2 separate regions of the Homo sapiens genome follow, and region 1 is linked to region 2. The links are chromatin contacts, found by Hi-C or POLR2A ChIA-PET in ENCODE. All regions are on one chromosome and are shown on one strand. Each heading gives the region's core, a stretch centred on a gene start or an enhancer-like site at or near the end of the contact. The rest is flanking DNA. Distances are from core to core; before and after follow the strand shown.

The links. Hi-C counts contacts between places; a loop is a spot of excess contacts on that map. ChIA-PET counts read pairs that join two places held with the same protein, here RNA polymerase II (POLR2A). Pooled maps may share reads with other maps.
Region 1: a map of naive thymus-derived CD4-positive, alpha-beta T cell shows a loop between it and region 2 (4-fold over the local background). The contact joins the enhancer-like site here to the promoter of RBM41 in region 2. A Hi-C loop is called at or near these places in 4 of 168 maps with a recorded cell type or tissue (CD4-positive, alpha-beta T cell, PC-3, naive thymus-derived CD4-positive, alpha-beta T cell and 1 more) and 7 of 50 pooled maps. POLR2A ChIA-PET finds 5 or more read pairs at or near these places in 5 of 52 experiments (HEK293, HEK293T, MCF 10A and 2 more).

What each region holds. Positions count from the first base shown.
Region 1 is chrX:107,153,268-107,156,948 of GRCh38, reverse strand. It overlaps NUP62CL (nucleoporin 62 C-terminal like), which reads left to right. Exons shown (of 9, transcript NM_017681.3): 5 at 2,703-2,853; 6 at 3,446-3,495; 7 at 3,643-3,681. Among named protein-coding and RNA genes, the nearest start is that of RBM41, 36 kb to the right of the region's middle. RefSeq lists a silencer at 718-878. Within about 2 kb of position 1,533, at least 3 of the 41 ENCODE cell types and tissues checked have a DNase peak (open chromatin) inside an H3K27ac peak, as active enhancers do; they include PC-3, where a contact is called at or near this core.
Region 2 is chrX:107,117,572-107,121,472 of GRCh38, reverse strand. RBM41 (RNA binding motif protein 41) reads left to right here and starts at 2,651. Exons shown (of 8, transcript NM_001324242.2): 1 at 2,651-2,707. The coding sequence starts at 2,700. RefSeq lists enhancers at 2,698-2,887, 3,268-3,347.

The sequences.
Region 1 (3,681 bases), core at 284-2,783, 37 kb before region 2:
AGCTCCATCAGCTCCTTTAAGCACTTCTCTGTATTGGTTATTCTAGTTATACATTCTTCTAAATTTTTTTCAAAGTTTTCAACTTCTTTGCCTTTGGTTTGAATGTCCTCCCGTAGCTCAGAGTAATTTGATCGTCTGAAGCCTTCCTCTCAGCTCGTCAAAATCATTCTCCATCCAGCTTTGTTCCGTTGCTGGTGAGGAACTGCGTTCCTTTGGAGGAGGAGAGGCGCTCTGCGTTTTAGAGTTTCCAGTTTTTCTGTTCTGTTTTTTCCCCATCTTTGTGGTTTTATCTACTTTTGGTCTTTGATGATGGTGATGTACAGATGGGTTTTTGGTGTGGATGTCCTTTCTGTTTGTTAGTTTTCCTTCTAACAGACAGGACCCTCAGCTGCAGGTCTGTTGGAATACCCTGCCGTGTGAGGTGTCAGTGTGCCCCTGCTGGGGGGTGCCTCCCAGTTAGGCTGCTCGGGGATCAGGGGTCAGGGACCCACTTGAGGAGGCAGTCTGCCTGTTCTCAGATCTCCAGCTGCGTGCTGGGAGAACCACTGCTCTCTTCAAAGCTGTCAGACAGGGACATTTAAGTCTGCAGAGGTTACTGCTGTCTTTTTGTTTGTCTGTGCCCTGCCCCCAGAGGTGGAGCCTACAGAGGCAGGCAGGCCTCCTTGAGCTGTGGTGGGCTCCACCCAGTTGGAGCTTCCCGGCTGCTTTGTTTACCTAATCAAGCCTGGGCAATGGCGGGCGCCCCTCCCCCAGCCTGGCTGCCGCCTTGCAGTTTGATCTCAGACTGCTGTGCTAGCAATCAGCGAGATGCCGTGGGCGTAGGACCCTCCGAGCCAGGTGTGGGATATAGTCTCGTCGTGCGCCGTTTTTTAAGCCGGTCTGAAAAGCGCAATATTCGGGTGGGAGTGACCCGATTTTCCAGGTGCGTCCGTCACCCCTTTCTTTGACTCGGAAAGGGAACTCCCTGACCCCTTGCGCTTCCCAGGTGAGGGAATGCCTCGCCCTGCTTTGGCTTGCGCACGGTGCGCGCACCCACTGGCCTGCGCCCACTGTCTGGCACTCCCTAGTGAGATGAACCCGGTACCTCAGATGGAAATGCAGAAATCACCCGTCTTCTGTGTCGCTCACGCTGGGAGCTGTAGACCGGAGCTGTTCCTATTTGGCCATCTTGGCTCCTCCCCTATGATAGGTAATTTTTAAAATTTTATCTTGGACATTTTGTCTATTATGTTAGGAAAGTCTAGGTCCTATTTTCATATTTTTTTTTCATCAAGCATCTCTTTTTTGACATGTAGTACAAGGGGTGGGTGTGTTTGTATGTTCAGCTTCCCACTGGACCTTACCCACACCACTCCAGCAAAAGTGGAGCACTTACCACGCTGCCTCAAGGCAGATGGGTGGTATGGAAACTGCTTCCCGCTTAGCCCCACTGACTCATCCCTCATGAAAGGTGAACATTGCATGCTACCACTTTATTGACAGTAAGTGGAGATGTAAGCTCAGCTCCCAGCTGGGCCCTGGAGCCCCCAGATCAGGGGGAAGTGGAGGACTGACTCACACTGCTTAGTTGCTGCACATGGAGGCAGAATTTCAGCTTCCTGTTGGCCCCACTGACACAAGGGGAGGGAAGAAGAAGCATAATGTCAACTACTTTGTTTCATATCACTTCATTCAGCCTCCTTGGTTGGTATGAAGGCTTAGCTCTCTACTGGGCCCAGCTGACACAGGCTCATGGGAGAAGCGGGACAAAGTACTGACTAGGCGCTCTTTGCCCTACCTCATTTAGTCTTGGCTTTGCCAGTGGATGTGGAGGTCAAGCTTCTCATTGAGCATTGCTGACCCCATGGATGGCAGGAAGTGGGATCCCTACAAGCCCTAACTTGAATCACCTTGTTCAGTTGTAATGATGCTGGGTGGGTATAGAGATTCAGCTCCCCACTGGGTCTCTCTGACACCAGAGGCAAGAGGTGAAGCCTAATGGTGACTAACCCTGCCTCATTCTGCCTCATTGAGCCCTGTTGCTACTGGGTAGGGATTTAGGTTCAACTTGTCATTGGATCCCACAGAAAGAACCCTGGTGGAGGAATTGGAATCGTGCCTGTGTCTTCCACTTAGGGAATTGATGATTACCTTCCCACTGAGCCGTGCTGACACTACCCCAGCAGAGGAATCACCATTGACTGGCTCTGCTGGCCAAAAGATCAGCTAGTTGCTGAGCCTTTTTTGATACCACTTGGCAGGGGAATCAGAGTTCTGCATGGTTCTACCCAGTGAGGAATGCCCACTCTCTTGTGGATACTACTCAAACAGGGAATGGGTCACTTTGACTAAGAGCTGGGGGAGAGAGAATCCTATCTCCTTAGCTATGCCTACCCAGAAAGGAGCTTCTCTCATGCTGAGCTGGGATGAGGGGAAGAGAAGGAGCAGATTATGGCACAGACTTTAGCTATTCTTGCTGTGATTTAGTAGGTTTCTTAATAAATCTTTATTTACTATATTCACCTAGGATAATTTCAAGTGACTTTGAGGGGTTGTTTTTTTTAATCATCTTTACCAGTTATGTTTGTTTTCTTGGGAAGCAGGTATGGGAAATTCCTTACATGCTGTTTTCTTCTCAGAGTCCTCCTGTGTTCGTTTTTAAAATCTGATCACACTTTTTAAAGTATGATTATTGGATCATCCTGCATCTTTTTATGTTTTAGTGTAGTAGCAACTCCTGTGATGACATATGGTCATCTGGAGGGTCTTATAAATGAGTGGAACCTTGAGCTGGAAGATCAAGAGAAGTACTTTCTTCTCCAGGCCACTCAGGTCAATGCTTGGGACCATACATTGATTGAGAATGGTGAGATGGTAAGAAAATATTTTCATTAATCTACCTACATTGTGCAAGTATTTGCAGATGAACACAAGAAAATAGACCTGTGTTTTGTGGTTTTCTTTGTTGTTGTTGTTTTGTTTATGTTTTTGTTTTTTGAGACAGGGTCTTGCTCTATCACCTAGGCTGGAGCACAGTGGTGCAATTACAGCTCACTGCAGCCTCGATCTCCCTGGCTCAAGCAATTCTCCCACCTCAGCCTCCTAAGTAGCTGGGACCACAGGGGCACACCAGCACCCCCAGCTAACTGTGTGTGTGTTTTTTCAGTAGGGATAGGGTCCCACTGCGTTGTCCAGTCTGGTCTCAAACTCCTAGGCTCAAGTGATCCTCCTGCCTCAGCCTCCCAAAGTGCTGGGATTATAGGCATGAGCCACCATACCCAGCCCTGTGGTTAATTTTCTATTCCAATATTGGTGAGCAGCTCAAAGTATATTCCTTAGGCAATAAGTACCCTGAATAAAAGGAAATCTTTCATATTTGAAGTGTATTTGAGAAAATTAATATTGCTCTAAAATTGTTATATAAATTCAAATACTTATATTGTTGTATTCATATTTCTCTTTATAGATTCGTATTTTACATGGAGAAGTGAACAAAGTGAAACTGGATCAGAAAAGGTAGAACCTTAGATTTCCTTGGTTGAAAGATTAAAGACCTATCTTTTTATTCAGTGTTTTTTTTTTCCTTCTGTAGTTTGTTAACTCTTTTCTTTTTGTCACTCCAAATTCCTTTCATCAGCCTTTTTATTAACTTATTTTATTCAGATTGGAACAAGAATTGGATTTTATCCTGTCACAGCAGCA
Region 2 (3,901 bases), core at 1,402-3,901:
CTTTTTAGTGTAATTTTCTGAATGTTTGTCTGTTTGTACCTATCACTTGCGCTGGTTACAGTTATACACAGGTATGTAGAGTACTTCTTATGACCTTGCTTTCCAGTTGCAATTCCACAGCTATGTGAATATGTATCTTAGCTATTCGTTCTCCACTCATCCCACCTAGTGGATTTGCAATGTAGTGTGTATCATTTCAGTATCAATAGGCTATATGTTTTATTAGAAGTTGTACACAAGTTTGGTGTGATGGTTGGTGTAATATTTGTTCCATCCTTTGCCACCGTCCCAGGGGATAAGCACACTAGCAACCTTGGTGTATTTTTCCATTTCCTTGTCAATATGTCAATTGGGACAGATTGGTTGAGCCACAAAATTCAGCTCTACCACCATATAGGATTTACCTGGTGCAGGCAATGATGTGACCCCCCGTTTTGTTTATACTTATATTCAGTTCACGTTCTGTGCCAAAGCTACAAAGTGGTACATGCTATGCCTGCAGTCATTCACCTTTATGATTCAAGAGCACAGTTATTTGCATGTGACAGGTCTTAGGTAGCTCACCATGACATTTTCAATCTGATAGAAGTTCTCAGGACAGGAAATTCTACAATGTTTTTCAGTAGCTGCTTTTTGGTCCTTTGCTCTAACTTGAGCATGGAAATACAAAGCAGTTTGGATAAGTCTAAATCTACTGATTAACATTTGACTATTTACTCATAGATTACCACTCAATCATGGAATAACTTTAAAACCATACCTTTGTATGTGCTTGACAGTCACCCTATACTTAGGAGGTATCCTCATTTTACAGATGAGAAAACTGGCCTAGACCAGTTAAGAAACTTACTGAAACCCACATGGTCTAGTAACTTACCAGAGCAAAAATTCAAGTCCAGATTGCCTCTAAAACCCTGTCGTGCTATACTGTCAACTGAGAAGTGAGATTCAAATCCAAGTAGTGTGCCCCGCCCCCCACCATTACCTACAATCTTTTCTTCTTTGGCTTCTTGAGATGTAAGAGGGTTTCTCTTTAATTAAAAAAGTATTGACTAGGTAATGTAGTCATGGGTTCAAAATTCAAAGGGCACAAAAAGATACGTGAAGAATTTTTTCTGCCCTTGTCCCTCAGCCATCCAGTTCCCCTACCTGGAGGCATTCACTCATCATTTGTCTGTAAGTTCTCCCAAACATATTTTGTGCATATACAAGCAAACACACATATATATGTTTTTAAGTGACTAGAGCTCCCCTTTTTATGCAAATAGAAGCATAGTATACATATCGTTCTGCACCTTGCTATTGCACTAACTATATTTTGGAGATTGTTTAGTAGCAGTTCATAGAGAACTTTGTCATCTTGGTAACTGCTGCATAGTTTTTCATTGAATGATACATTTTCATAGTATGTTCTTGGATATTTTCATTTCTGTTTTCATAAACAATGTTGCAAGGAATGATAGTAGGTTAGAGGATATATAGTATTGAGGATTCTATTCATAACTGAATTGCTGCTTTAAAGGGAATGTACATTTATGATTTTAGTAGTATCCTCATTTGCCCCCAATAGATGTTGTACCAATTTATATTCCTACCACTAGTGTATTGAGAGCGCCCGTTTCCCCACAATCTCAATAAAACAAGTGTGTTATCAAACTTTTGGATCTTTCCCAATCTGTTAGGTGAAAAATGGTAGTTTAATGTACTTTTAAAAATAAACTTTAAGTTCTAGAACAGTTTTAGATACAGAAAGGTTGCATAGTACAAAGTTCCACATACGTACAACTCAGTTTCCCTTGCATAACTCTGATACATTTGTCACAGCTAACGAACCTTGTTATTAGCTAAAGAGCATAGTTTGTTCACATTTCCTTAGTTTTTACCTCATGTCTTTTTTTCTTTTCCAGGATCCCATCCAAGATACTGCATTACTTTAGTCATCATGACTCCTTTGGTTCCTTTTGGCTGTGACAGATTCTTGTGTTTTTGATGACCTTGCTAGTTTTAAGGAGTACTGGTAGTCAGTGTACTTTAAAATTTGTGAGATTGGACATCTTTTCATACACTTAAAGACATTTGCATTTCCATTTCTGGAAACTAAGAGCCTATGCTTTTAACCACTATACTATACCTCTTTCTTGATTCACCATAATTATCAATAAAACATATGTGGGCCTGAACATACACAGACTTCTGATTCTGAGTGGAGAAAACTCTCAAGTCTCTGTTACAGATAGAGGAGAACCATTAGTACAGGTGATATAGTCAGACTCGTGTCTGATGACTCTGGCTACATCGTGAAGGATGAAGCAGAGGCTCGACTGGAAACGGTAGGTAGGCTGGATAAATCCTTGAAAGAAAAGCAGTGTTGATAAGTTCAAAGGAAATTACAGAAGAGCCAGGAATTAGTGGTAATGGATGAGAGAATCAAGAAGTCAAAGGTGACTCGTTTTATGAGCTGGATATTTTGGGTCTTCTTTTGAACCTAAATGAGAAATTCAAAATAAATATTTGGACAATGTTCAGCATACCTGTCACTTGAGATCTACTTTCTCTTTCTGTTGCCATAGCTCTGTGCTACTACAATTCCCAGAGCCCCATGCTCCATCACAATACCCTTAGAAGTCCGCCGCGCGGAGTTCTGGGACTTGAGGTCCGCGGCCTATTTACCCAAGTTGGAGGTAGGGGCCTGTGGAAACATGAAGAGGTAAGGACTTGTCTGAAGAGCAGGCGGCAAGGGGAGCTTTGTTCTACCTTTTCTTTTGAAAATGGCTTCCATTGCTTTCTGGTTTGGGTATTGCACGTTCTCAGGATGCGGTTTCGTGGGAGCGGGAACACGACAAAGGAGACGGGAGGAGGGGAGACGGGCTGAACAGGCCTGCAGAGCGAAGTTCAGGAAGGGCTGCCACCGGGGCCGGCTGCTGTGGGAATGCCCTCCCGGCACGGGCCCCGGGAGCTGGCCGGGTGCTGCGGCTTCGTCGTTTCACCCGGACCCAGCTGGGCAAAAGGGTTTGAGGCTGACAAATTCCCGGCGCCGGAGATGTAGGTACCTCGGGCCAGCCCCTCGCCGTTCTCCCCTACCTCCACCTCCACCTGAGAAAGGCTCGGGGCGGGCGCATTTATTTGCAACGTCTGTGTGTTAAAGACTACTTGCTTGGGCCCCGAAACCATGTAGCGCTTTCGAATCTTAAAGTAAGGGAGCGGTACTTTGTTTCTAAATGTGGAAGGACAGCACCAAAGCGGTTCGATTTATGGGGTGGGGGGAGGGGAGGTGGAAGGCATTGCTGGGCTCAGTTCCCCTTACTTGTCCTGAGGTAAATGGCCGCTTGAGCCTAAATGGCCTGAGCCTCCTAACTATTGACGGGCTTAAATTAATTTTAGATTCACTCTGCAAGTAGAATCATCACTCTGGAATAGTGCAGTGCATTTAAAATTCTTACTGATATGCTTTCCTGCACTGTCAGTTCCTTGCATCTTTTAAAAAACCGTTTATGACTTTGCCTGCCTGAAACTAACCTTTAATATTTTTTTATGATATCTCCTCCATGCGAAATAATGTATAATGTATATATACAGCTTAAAGAATAATAAAGGTTCGCATCCACTACAAGCTTAAGAAATAGGACATTGCCAGTCCCTTAGAAGTCTACTGTGTCTCTTCCCTCCCTTCGTTCCCCCCTGAGGTGACCACTATCCGGAATTTTGTGTTATTAATTCCCTTGCTTTTAAAAAAGCAAATAGTTTCTAGTACATATGAATTTATCCCTAAACAAAATGTTCCTAGTCATGTATTTGAAGTATTCCTGATACTTCATGCTGGCGTTTCTATTGTAAAAGCTACTAGACTCAATGTGGCTAAAACAATACTGACTTTCCCTTTCCCAAATCATTTATTCCATCT